Regions from separate parts of the Homo sapiens genome. Here regions 1 and 2 are each linked to region 3. A link is a contact called in ENCODE Hi-C data. All regions are on one chromosome and are shown on one strand. Each heading gives the region's core, a stretch centred on a gene start or an enhancer-like site at or near the end of the contact. The rest is flanking DNA. Distances are from core to core; before and after follow the strand shown. Region 1 holds the start of VWA8 (von Willebrand factor A domain containing 8). Region 2 holds the start of EPSTI1 (epithelial stromal interaction 1). Region 3 holds the start of UFM1 (ubiquitin fold modifier 1).

What was found. A loop is a pair of places that touch in the nucleus more often than their neighbours do. Pooled maps may share reads with other maps.
Region 1: a loop to region 3 is called in a pooled map, with 11 times the contacts of the local background. The contact joins the promoter of VWA8 here to the promoter of UFM1 in region 3. A Hi-C loop is called at or near these places in 5 of 50 pooled maps.
Region 2: a pooled map shows a loop between it and region 3 (15-fold over the local background). The contact joins the promoter of EPSTI1 here to the promoter of UFM1 in region 3. A Hi-C loop is called at or near these places in 6 of 50 pooled maps.

What each region holds. Positions count from the first base shown.
Region 1 is chr13:41,959,642-41,963,180 of GRCh38, forward strand. It overlaps VWA8 (von Willebrand factor A domain containing 8), which reads right to left and starts at 1,468. Exons shown (of 45, transcript NM_015058.2): 1 at 1,212-1,468. The coding sequence starts at 1,374. It overlaps VWA8-AS1 (VWA8 antisense RNA 1), which reads left to right and starts at 1,528. Exons shown (of 4, transcript NR_039974.1): 1 at 1,528-2,593. RefSeq lists enhancers at 1-201, 202-702, 798-937 and a silencer at 1,138-1,547.
Region 2 is chr13:42,990,809-42,994,297 of GRCh38, forward strand. It overlaps EPSTI1 (epithelial stromal interaction 1), which reads right to left and starts at 1,433. Exons shown (of 11, transcript NM_033255.5): 1 at 1,170-1,433. The coding sequence starts at 1,357. RefSeq lists enhancers at 1,447-1,566, 1,827-2,066.
Region 3 is chr13:38,348,553-38,352,093 of GRCh38, forward strand. It overlaps UFM1 (ubiquitin fold modifier 1), which reads left to right and starts at 1,299. Exons shown (of 6, transcript NM_016617.4): 1 at 1,299-1,369; 2 at 1,447-1,503. The coding sequence starts at 1,368. RefSeq lists silencers at 829-938, 1,636-1,850 and an enhancer at 1,049-1,258.

The DNA.
Region 1 (3,539 bases), core at 218-2,717, 3.6 Mb after region 3:
CTGTCGCCCAGGCCGGAGTGCAGTGGCTCCGGTCACTCCAAGCTCCGCCTCCCGGGTTCACGCCATTCTTCTGCCTCAGCCTCCGGAGTAGCTGGGATTACTGGCGCCCGCCACCACGCCCGGCTAATTTTTCTGTATTTTCTTTTTAGTAGACACGGGGGTTTCACCGTGTTAGCCAGGATGGTCTCGATCTCCTGACCCCGTGATCCGCCCGCCTCAGCCTCCCAAAGTGCTGGGATTACAGGCGTGAGCCACCGCGCCCGGCCCATATGCTCATTTCTTAGCAAGGAAAACTGGGGGTTGCGGGGAAAATGCAAGAGGACAACGAAACCTACAATTTCATAGTGAAAACCTGTTATTCCAAGCAGCACTGACATTGACAAAATCTTGTCTGGAATCACTTCACCATTCAAGGGTAGCAACAACAGATATCCTTTCCTTAACCATCACAGTAACTCTAACTCCACCAACACACAAGAAAAAGAATTCCTAAAACCAGCTCAAGTAGAGCCAAAAAATACTGAGCTTAGAAATCAAAGCATGTGATTCTAGCATAGTAATTAGTTGTGTGTTCTCCAGCGAATCACTTTTCCCTTCTGGGTTTCAATTACCTCATTTGTAGAGGCAAGTGTTTTAACTAAATTAAGGTGTAACTGTCAGCTCTAAGAATTACGTGAAACTTTAAGGAAAACTCCTGTAAAACTTGGAAAGGCTCGGGGATGCATTTAAAACACCGTGAACTATGGGTTCTTTGGCAAGAATGTTCCCTTCTAAGCCGCCACAAGCCCTGGCTAGAACATGACACAGACCGGCTTCCAGGCCCTTGAGGCTCAGAGAGCAAGGTCAAATCCAGCTTTCAATAATTCCATAGGGCTGAGGCATTAACCTCTACGAGTATTATAACCTAAGTCAGAATTCTGGGGGTAAAGGCAGCGGCAGGGGAAGGAGAAATCACTCTTCTAGGTCATCAGAAACCTTAGTCCAGACCCCTCGGGTTGCAGAATCAGGCACAGAGAGGGCGAGCGCCTTGCCCCCACGTTACACAGCAGTTAGCGCCGAGGTCGGGACTAGAACCTCAATCTTTCAGCTCCCCGCTCGGCAAACGGTCCTTCCAAGCGCAGCGAAGCAACAGAGAGGAGGGGCGGGGGCGCGCGGGGACCCGGCACGGAGCGCAGGGGCACCAGGGAGGACAGGGGCGCACCCCGAGTTACCTGTGTCGGCCCCCGAGCCGGCGTGCAACAGTCTGACCTCCGGCCGCTGCCTGTCGCCACCCGGCCTGCGCTGCACCACCTGCCGCAGGAGCAGCCGCATGCGCCGCGAGGCCGGGCCGCCGTGGCCTCCGGGTGCCCCGAGGAGTAGAAGCCGGGATTGCATGGCGCCGGGGGGGCTGTCGGGGACGGCGAGGGGGCTCGGGGATCGAGCGGCGTCCCGTGCAGGCACCGTGAGGCAGCGCGGAGAAGGGGACAGGAAGCGGCACCTAGCCGAGTCCGCCGGAAACTCCTTCCCCCGCGGCGCGGCCGGCTCAGTAGACTCAGCCCGGCCCTACCCGGCCCTGCATGGCCCAGACGGGCGGAAAGAGCCTGCGGAGCTCCAGCCCAAAGAGCCGGCACCGTCCCGGGACTGCCCGCACCGCGGGGGTGCTCCGAGCTGCGGCGCTGGGCTCTGGCAAGCGCCTCGCAGTCCGTGAGACTGTCTGTTCACCTGGATGCACCAGGCCTTCACCCGCCGTTTCCCTGCGATCCCACAGAATCTCAGGAGTTCAGTAAATGCCAAGGGTTTTAGGAGCATTTGTCGGTGTGACTCTTCAGATGCTTGCCCCAAGTCTTCGTTTCTTAGTTAAAGGCCCAGTAAGTATAGGGAGCTTTCCCTGTATTCGGCTTCAGATTTCGGAAATGGAGAAAACATGCACAAGATGATGGGAACTTTCACAACTGTCTTGATTCATTGTAACCACACTAGTGTTTCCAAACCGTACGTGAAAGCTTTACCCTTTGTCCTTTTGGTGGTGGTTGTTTGTTTCTGTGTTTTATTACCGCTTCCTAAATTCTAAGGAAAAAATTCACATCTTAGTGATAGATGGAAATTGCTTAAATATCAGAAAGGATCCAGATCAAGCACTTTTCTAGTCATGCTGTAATACAAAAGTTATATAAAGATGATTTATGTCTTTAGTAAAGGAAAAAGTAGGACACTGGCTAAGGCTGCCTCCCTCTTGTACATTCCAACATCGGAAATGGTCCTACCACAAAGCAAACTAAGCCTAATGTAATTAGACTGCATCCCCAAAATGTCACAGTGAATTGACTAAGGCAAAATATTTGAGACAAGTTATACAAGCAAACATCAAAAAGAAGGCAGAAGACCTCACTTTCAGCTAAAGACCTTGCTAATTCTAGAGCTGCCACTGTCTAAATACATAGCACCTACCCTGCGCCTGACCCTGTGATGAGTGCTGAGAAGAGAGTGTTAGAGTGGAGACTGTAAAAGTCAAACAAGGCTAGGTAAGGAAGGCTTTGGGCATCCAGCGGAAGAACTTGAGGAATGAAGGCTGAACCAGGCTTCTAACCTAGATGAGGAGACAGTGAAAATAAAGGTAATAAGTAGTTACACAATATATTATGACTTCGTTTCATGTGTATCTTCTCATTTAATCCTCATAGCAACCCTAAGACATAAATTTAGGATGTAAGCTTATAAAATGCTTTTCCTACTTTGAGCACATTGTATGTATCAAGATTTTAATGAATTATCCCATTTCACATAAAAATGCTTTGAGGTACTATTATTATCCTCCGTTTTACAGATGAAGAAACTGAGGCTAGAAGAATTGAATACCTTGGTCAAGATATCTCCATTTAATCTCGCTGGAACTCAGTAGACACCTGAAAGAATGGGAGAACAACCTAAGGCAATTTTGCAAAGTGGTTGATATAAGCACTAAGAGCTCTTGGAGTTAAGACAATGGAGAGATCAACACAAGTTAGAGCATTCAACAACATTTTTTGCCTAGTTTTATTTTTTTTAGAGACAAAGTCTCACTCTGTTGCCCAGGCTGGGGTGCAGCGGCAGTATTATAGCTCATTGCAACCTCGAACTCCTGGGCTCGAGTGATCCTCCTGCTTCAGCCTCCCTAGTAGCTGAGACTACAGGCGTGCACCACTGTGCCTGGCTAATTTTTGTGTTTTTGTTTTCGTAGCAGTGGAGTCTTGTTATGTTGCCCAGGCTGGTCTCAAGCTCCTGGCCTCAAGTGATCCTCCTGCCTCAGCCTCCCAACGACAACATTTATTGAGTAACTGCTGTATAAACAGTACCCTGCTAGATACTGTGAATCAATGGGCTCACATTAGGTATTGATGATAAATATGCAAATAAAGAATTGCAATACAGTGAGACACGTGTCAAGAGATTTAGGTTCAACATACTGTGGAGTGGATTGCTGCACCTGGAGTCTTCACAGAGAAGGTAGTGTTTGAAATGATTCATGTAGGATATATTATACAAGAGTTTGTCAGGCTGAGACAAGTCAAATCTGGCAGACA
Region 2 (3,489 bases), core at 183-2,682, 4.6 Mb after region 3:
TTTCAGAGACTAGAAGTCGATGAAAAAGGAGAGACTAAAAATAAAACCATCTGGACAGTTCCAATTCACAGAGGCAGCACTTCAAAGGCAGTGATGTTGTGATAAACCATACTGTTGAGTTAAAGTTCATTCCATTGGCTAGAAAGAGAGGCTCATGACACTTGCTTAATAAATGTTTCCCGGATACTCACTGCAGTCCCTGAACCAAAGACCAGGAATAAAAGCTACCTATCTGTTCCTGCATAGAGCACATATCAACATCAGGGATGAGAGGTACTATGGTCACTCACCTCCTCACTCTCTCAGCTCCACTCCTCTGGTTGTAAGAGGCTAGTTTATCTGCGAGTCTTGCTGGGACGTAGGCTTGCTCCTACCTAGAGGCAGAATTTGAACCTTCTACCCCATATCACATTTCTTGTTGACCCTTACCTGTTAGTGTCTGATACAGTAATTCCGTTTAGGACACCAAGTTTTGTTTTTCTGTTTTGTTTTGTTTTGAGACAGTCTCGCTCTGTTGCCCAGGCTGGAGTGCAATGGCGCAATTTCCGCTCACTGCAACCTCCGCCTCCCGGGTTCAAGCGATTCTCCTACCTCAGCCTCCCAGGTAGCTGGGACTACAGGCACGTGCCATCACACCCAGCTTATTTTTTATTTTTAGTAAAGACTGGGTTTCACCATGTTGGCCAGGCTGGTTTCGAACTCCTGACCTCAGGTGATCTGCCTGCCTTGGCCTCCCAAAGTGCTGGGATAACAGGCTTGAGCCAACGCGCCTGGCCCAGCACCAAATTTTTAAAAACAGTAAGGGAAAAGTTATTTCCATACTGGTTGGAGTATGAGTTCTGGAGATACCTGGAAAATGACATCTTACTGGATGCCTAGGCAGTTCCGACACACCCATATCTTTCAATCCTGTAGCCAGTCACAAAAATCAGGAAAGTAGTATTCCTGGAAGGAACCGGGCTGGTTATTTACCAAAGGACTGCAAACTAGCCGACTCAATTTATAAGGTGCGGCATGGATACTTTCATTTAAGCAAATGAGCTTTCATTCAGTCAAAATCCCTGTTGTTGGGCCCCTGTGGTTTTAAACTCCAAGGACCAAGGTGCTTGTGAGTGAGTATGTTTGGGGCCCGGGCTCCCGCCCCGAAGCCAGGTTGTTAAAATACTCACCGCCTCTGGCCCGCGTGCACGACGCTCTCCCGCGAAGGGCCCTTAGGGGCTGCCTCCAAACCCTCTCTCTGGTCTTCCACGGGGCTCAGCTCCCCTTGCCGCCCAGAAGGGTCCTGGGGATCCCGGGTCGGGCGGGAGGCAGGGGAGGCGCCGAGCCCGGAGTTCACCACTCTATTGCGGGTGTTCATGGTTCACAGCCCGCGGGTCCCGGGCCGCCGTCGCTGCGGGAGGGATGCGGCTGGGACGCTTAGCGAGTCTCAAGATGGGATTCCAAAGTGCAGAGGCAGCGGTTTTAACAGCTGAGTTTCGGTTTCTCAGAATCAGCAGCAGACTGCGCCCGCCCCAGAGAACTTCCCCACGTATTCTCCACTGAGGCCCCGTCCGACCTTATCGCGGGTTAACAGCCCAGGATGTTGACTTGAGCTGGCTTGGTCGGCTACAGGTGAGACGGTTTAAAGTCTCACAATCACCTTAGAGGTTAATCAGAATAACTGGGATCAGCCACGGACACCTGGTGAGCGATTAGCCCGCAGAGTGACTACAATCCTGAAAGATACTTGAGAAACTGTTTAACAGGCAACTCTAATTTGAGGTTACCGCTGGATATTTGAGACTGTAAAAAATATATTAACCTTAAAATACCAGAGATTAGGTCAATAACTAAAATCATCTCAACAAAATGTCGCCTTTTATCAGTAATGACTGCTGTGTGGCTGTTACCAATGCACATACTTTCAAGTTAGAGGAAATGGAAACTGAAATCAAAAGAAAACAAAAACCTACAAAGCCGGAGAAGTAAGCTAAGGTAGACATGATTCTCCAGGCAGCCTTGCTAAGTAATTGACTAGACATTCGAGAACTATTAAAAATACCTGCTCTGTGCAGAACAGTGTGCAACGGTGATGTGGGGACATTTTAAAATATGGATGTGTAAGGCTCAGTTCCTGTAGGTTCAGGGGTGAGCTCTGGCATTCATATTTTTGAAAAGCTCCCAGATGATTCTGATGTGTGCCAGGGTTGGTCACCAGGGTCACAATGCCGTCTACACAAAGATGAGTGAAGGCTCTTCCCTCATGCTACCTGCATTCTAGGAGTATCCTAGTAGACAGGTAAACAAATGGGAATGCCACTTTGGGATAAATGAAATGACAGGCAGCTGTGGAGGCACAGAGAAACTGGGGATTAGCCCTCTGAGTAATTCAGGAACAGGGACATTTGAGAATGAGCCACCAAAGACATAGGAATTCACCAAGAAGAAGGAGATGCTATGGCAGAGGCTTGTCACTTAAAATGACATGGTGTGTACTTAATTCCAGGGGTTGTCATGTGGCTGGAGCACCCCAGTCCTAGGTCAGCAAGACAGTTAGGAGCTGGACTGTCTTCCTTATATTATTGGTGCTTAGAACAAAAAGACACATACAGGTTTGATAGCTAATGAAAGAATGAAATTGAAGGGTGGGCCAGGGTGGGACAGGAGAGGAGAAAATAATGACAAGGAACATGGTAGGAAAGTCAGTCAGGATTTCTATGCCATCCTAAGACATTAGGGTTTTGTAGAGTAGGCCAGAGTTTCACAAATTTCAGTAAGCATCAGAACCACTTGGAGGAGGGTGCGTTAAAACAGATTTATGGCCAGGCACGGTGGCTCACTCCTGTAATTCCAGTACTTTTGGAGGCCGAGGCAGGAGGATTACCTGGAGATCAGGAGTTGAAGACCAGCCTAGCCAACGTGGCGAAACCCCACCTCCACCTGGGCGACAGAGAGAGACTCCATCTCAAAAATATATATATATAGTTTCTGATTCAGGTCTGGGATGGGGCCCAAGGATTTGCATTTCTAACAAATTTCCAGGTGATACCAATGATGCCAGTCTCAGGATCACCCTTTGGGAACCACTGTTGTAGGCAATGTGGAAGGCACAGGAAGTTTTTCAATAGGGCAGTTACTCAATAATATCTGTTTTACAAAGTTAGCTTCTAACAATGTGAAAACGGAGATTGAAAGATGAAGAGACTGAAATCGGGAAGATAAATTCAGAGCCTAGTTACGTCTAGGTAAGAAATACAGATCTGAGCTAAGGCAACCCAGAAAGTGGGGAGCAAAATCAAGACATTTCACATGGGCCAGGCTCAGTTGCTCATGCCTGTAATCCCAGCACTTTTGGAGGCTGAGGCAGGAGGATCACCTGAGGCCAGGAGTTTAAGGCCAGCCTGGGCAGCATGGTAAGACCTCATCTCTACAAAACAAATAAATAAAACATAAAAGACATTTCACATGAGAGATTAGCATAGATAAAAACTAGATGAAAGAGAGAATTGA
Region 3 (3,541 bases), core at 49-2,548:
CATATATGGTAAGACCATTATTTTAAAAAGTGAGGATGGCTGTCATGAGAATGTTGGAGTCTTACTTGCCTACTCAGAACCAGAACTCTCTCCACTGGGAAATGTCACCATAGAAGATCAGTTGGCTGCAAAATTATTGTAAAGATGAATTTGATCTCCATTATCCCTACTACAGTTCCTTCCTGGTTCCTCTCTTAAGTATCTCTCCTTAAGAATCTGATGCATATTCTAAAGATCAACTAGATTGCCCCATTATTTTAATGCCTACCTGCTTCCTCCTTTGTCTATTCATGCTAATGTTTTAAAAGGGCATTTCAGTCATTGTGAGACAGACGCATATTTTCCAAACACAGAGGTTTAGATCTGTAATAAAGTTTAGAGGACAATTTTCTTCCGTCATCACTACACAGGATGTTAGATCCTAGAGAGTTGACGCCTACCTGCCTTACTCATCTTGGATTCCCCAGAGTTTAGCTTAGCGCCGGGCAAATAGAAAGGGTTCAAAGTTGGTTGTTAAATTGAATAAATGTGGTCAGTGATTAGCAACTCAGCGCACTGGTTTAATTAGACCATATAACAAATTACTGAAATCTCCTGTTCATAGATGTGTCTTCCCAACTAGACGCCACGTTCCCCAAACGTAGAAACCTCATTTTTTCTCACCCACCCCAGCGGGAGTCTTGGCATAGATAATTCGTACTTGATAGCTCTCTTACTTAACCGAAATTCAATAGTTATAAATCAGTATCGGAAAGTAAAGCGTGAAGGAGAAACTATGAGAAATGTAAAGGATATAACAGGATTGGTTTGCTGGAAAGACGGAAGAAAACTAATGATAAAGCAGTGTTACAATTCCTGCTTCTGGAGCACCAATTAAGCTTTTCCGCGCTCAGGTTGCCTTAGAAACTTTAGAGCGCGTCCGCCCCAGCCCCGCCCCCGGCCTCGCCCCGAGCTTCGCCCCAAGTCCATCTCGCTCTTCATCCGACTACCCCATACCCTTACTTCCGCCCCAACCTGCCAACTGGAACCTAGGGTCCTACGCTCTATGCCCACGCTTATTCTGCCTGACTAAAAATATGGTAGCAAATTACCAAAGTTAGAAAGATATCTTATAAATATAATCCATACTTTTTTCTTAGATATATAAACGCAAAAGCACAAGATATTTGTAATTTAAAAGCGCCATCTAGCATGAGCTCTTAGGGCCAATTTTCAGGCAGTGCGTTGGATAGCAACAACTTCGGAGGTCCCCAGATTGCAGAGGGAGACGTGGACGTGAGTGGAGCGGGGCGGTCCCCAGCACACTAGAGGAAGTCGTGCTACCCCCGCGGAGTTGTCGTGTGTTCTGGATTCATTCCGGCACCACCATGTAAGTGTTTGCTTACCGACTGCCATAATTCCTGGTCCAGCTGCCCGACCCTGACTCTCTCCCGCTCTTTTCCTCAGGTCGAAGGTTTCCTTTAAGATCACGCTGACGTCGGACCCACGGCTGCCGTACAAAGTGTGAGTAGCTCGGCCGAGATGGGCCTTTTGGGGCCGGACAAGACGGGGCTGGGTTGGGGATGATCCGAGCTTTTCCAACAACTACCCCACGCAGTCTTCATCTCTTCACTTCATCTACTTTCCTGGCTCGCGCCCTTCCAGGAGCCTTTCCCACCGGAGCCTGCGAGGAGAGGTCCGTACTTGCTCGCTAAGTGTCAGCTTGGCAGCTTGGCCCCGTCACGAGGGTGTGGGTGTGTTTCTGATTAGTGACCTCCCCTCGGAATTCATTTGGTGGGCAGGTGGCGCGGGAGGACAGGTGGACCAGGTTCTGGTAATTTGTTGGGATTCTTAAACAGTCCCCATCTGCTGGATATTAGAAAAGCGTTTCACCGCTTTGGCCAGCTGGTTGAGGAAGTTAAGGAAGACATTCCATCTTGATAGTCAAGACTTTGAAATTACTTGAACATTTGTTATTCCGCGGCTTCTGAGTTTCGTTGTGTATGAGTAACTCAGCAGTCGGGCATCACAAAGTAATGAGACTCAGATCACACCCTTCCTATGCTGGGATTTAATAGAGTATTTGGTAGGAATGGGAAATGCAGATAGGGGATAGTTTATCCATGTGGGGCCTTTACTTATCCTTCGCAGTTGAGTGATAGATTTTAAGTAAACACTCTTGAGGTTATTGCAGTTGGAAGTAGCATGAAATGTAGCAAAGAACAGGATTACAATAGAATTTTTTGCATAATTAATTAGTACCTTGGCCTACCTAGCTGACTGATAAATTTCAATGATTTACCAATCCATGATCCGTACAACCTCTCAGCCTTTTCCTCCCTTGATCTTTTCATCTCCAAAATATCCCTGTTACACTTTATCTCAGGTGTTCATGGTTGCAGCCTAGAACCTTAAGATTCCAATAATTGCTCCATCTCTGAGATGTCGTTTACAGGCACTCTTATGGATAAATACATTCTCTCCTACATGATTTACTATAATTTCTCATCTACAACGTTTCATTTAATCCATTAATCACAGTGATTTTTTATCTGTAGCTATCCCCACTTCTATTCCTTACCTTACTCCTTATATAGTTAAGAGTCCATTGGTCCACCTTTAAATCATTCTCATGCAAACACCCTCAACTCTGGTGGCCCTGTCTCTCCTCTCAGCATATTTTGGTTAGTGAAACACCAACTCTGAAACCAGCTGTTTGTATTATCTGTACATAGCTGACTGCCCCTGGAGAAAATAACAGACTGGAGGGTTTACATTAAATTCATGACTACAATTAATAGTACCTAGTACTTAATACATTCTTCAAGTTTGCTCATTTTCCTCCTTATTCTCAGAAAAGATTGTTTAAAAATTTCAAACTTTCCACAGCTGCTGTCTCCCTTGCTATCAAGCCATCAGAGGGAAATTCTATCATCTTTACACCAATGTAAACCTACCACTACATGGATAAATCCGTTAATTTCCCATCCTGTTAGAATGGAAAAAATGACTTCACTCCTATGAAAAACCACTTGAGCTATAGTTCCCATCTATTTCAGTCTTGTCAAGGTTAAAGTAGATGGAGTCCAGTGCCCCCTCTCTCCTCATGATTGGTTTTTCCCTTTCTACTGGATTATTCTCATCAATATGCAAATGTACTCGAAAGAGAGCGTGAGAAGGAAGGAAGAAAATGATAGAGTAGGACAATAACATTAAGAGCCTGGAACATTGTACCAGTTCAGTTAATATGTGGTGACTGAATGAATTTAGTAGGTACAACTGTTGTTTAGTATGTATGTGTGCGTGTGTAGTTGTGTGTGTATGTGTATAAGGATGTGTGTGTGGAAAATTCACATAACGTGTAAATGTGTGTACAAGGGTATCTGTGCTATATTTTCTTTTCAAAGTACATGGTAACTAGTACTTGGGTACTTGACAAGCTTGCCCTTTTAATCTTTGCTTCCTTTACACATGTTCTTTTCTGTGCTTAGAATGCAGTCTCATGATCACAACATATTTTATAGTAATAAAAATCTCACCTCTATGAAGTTTGTTTTTTTTT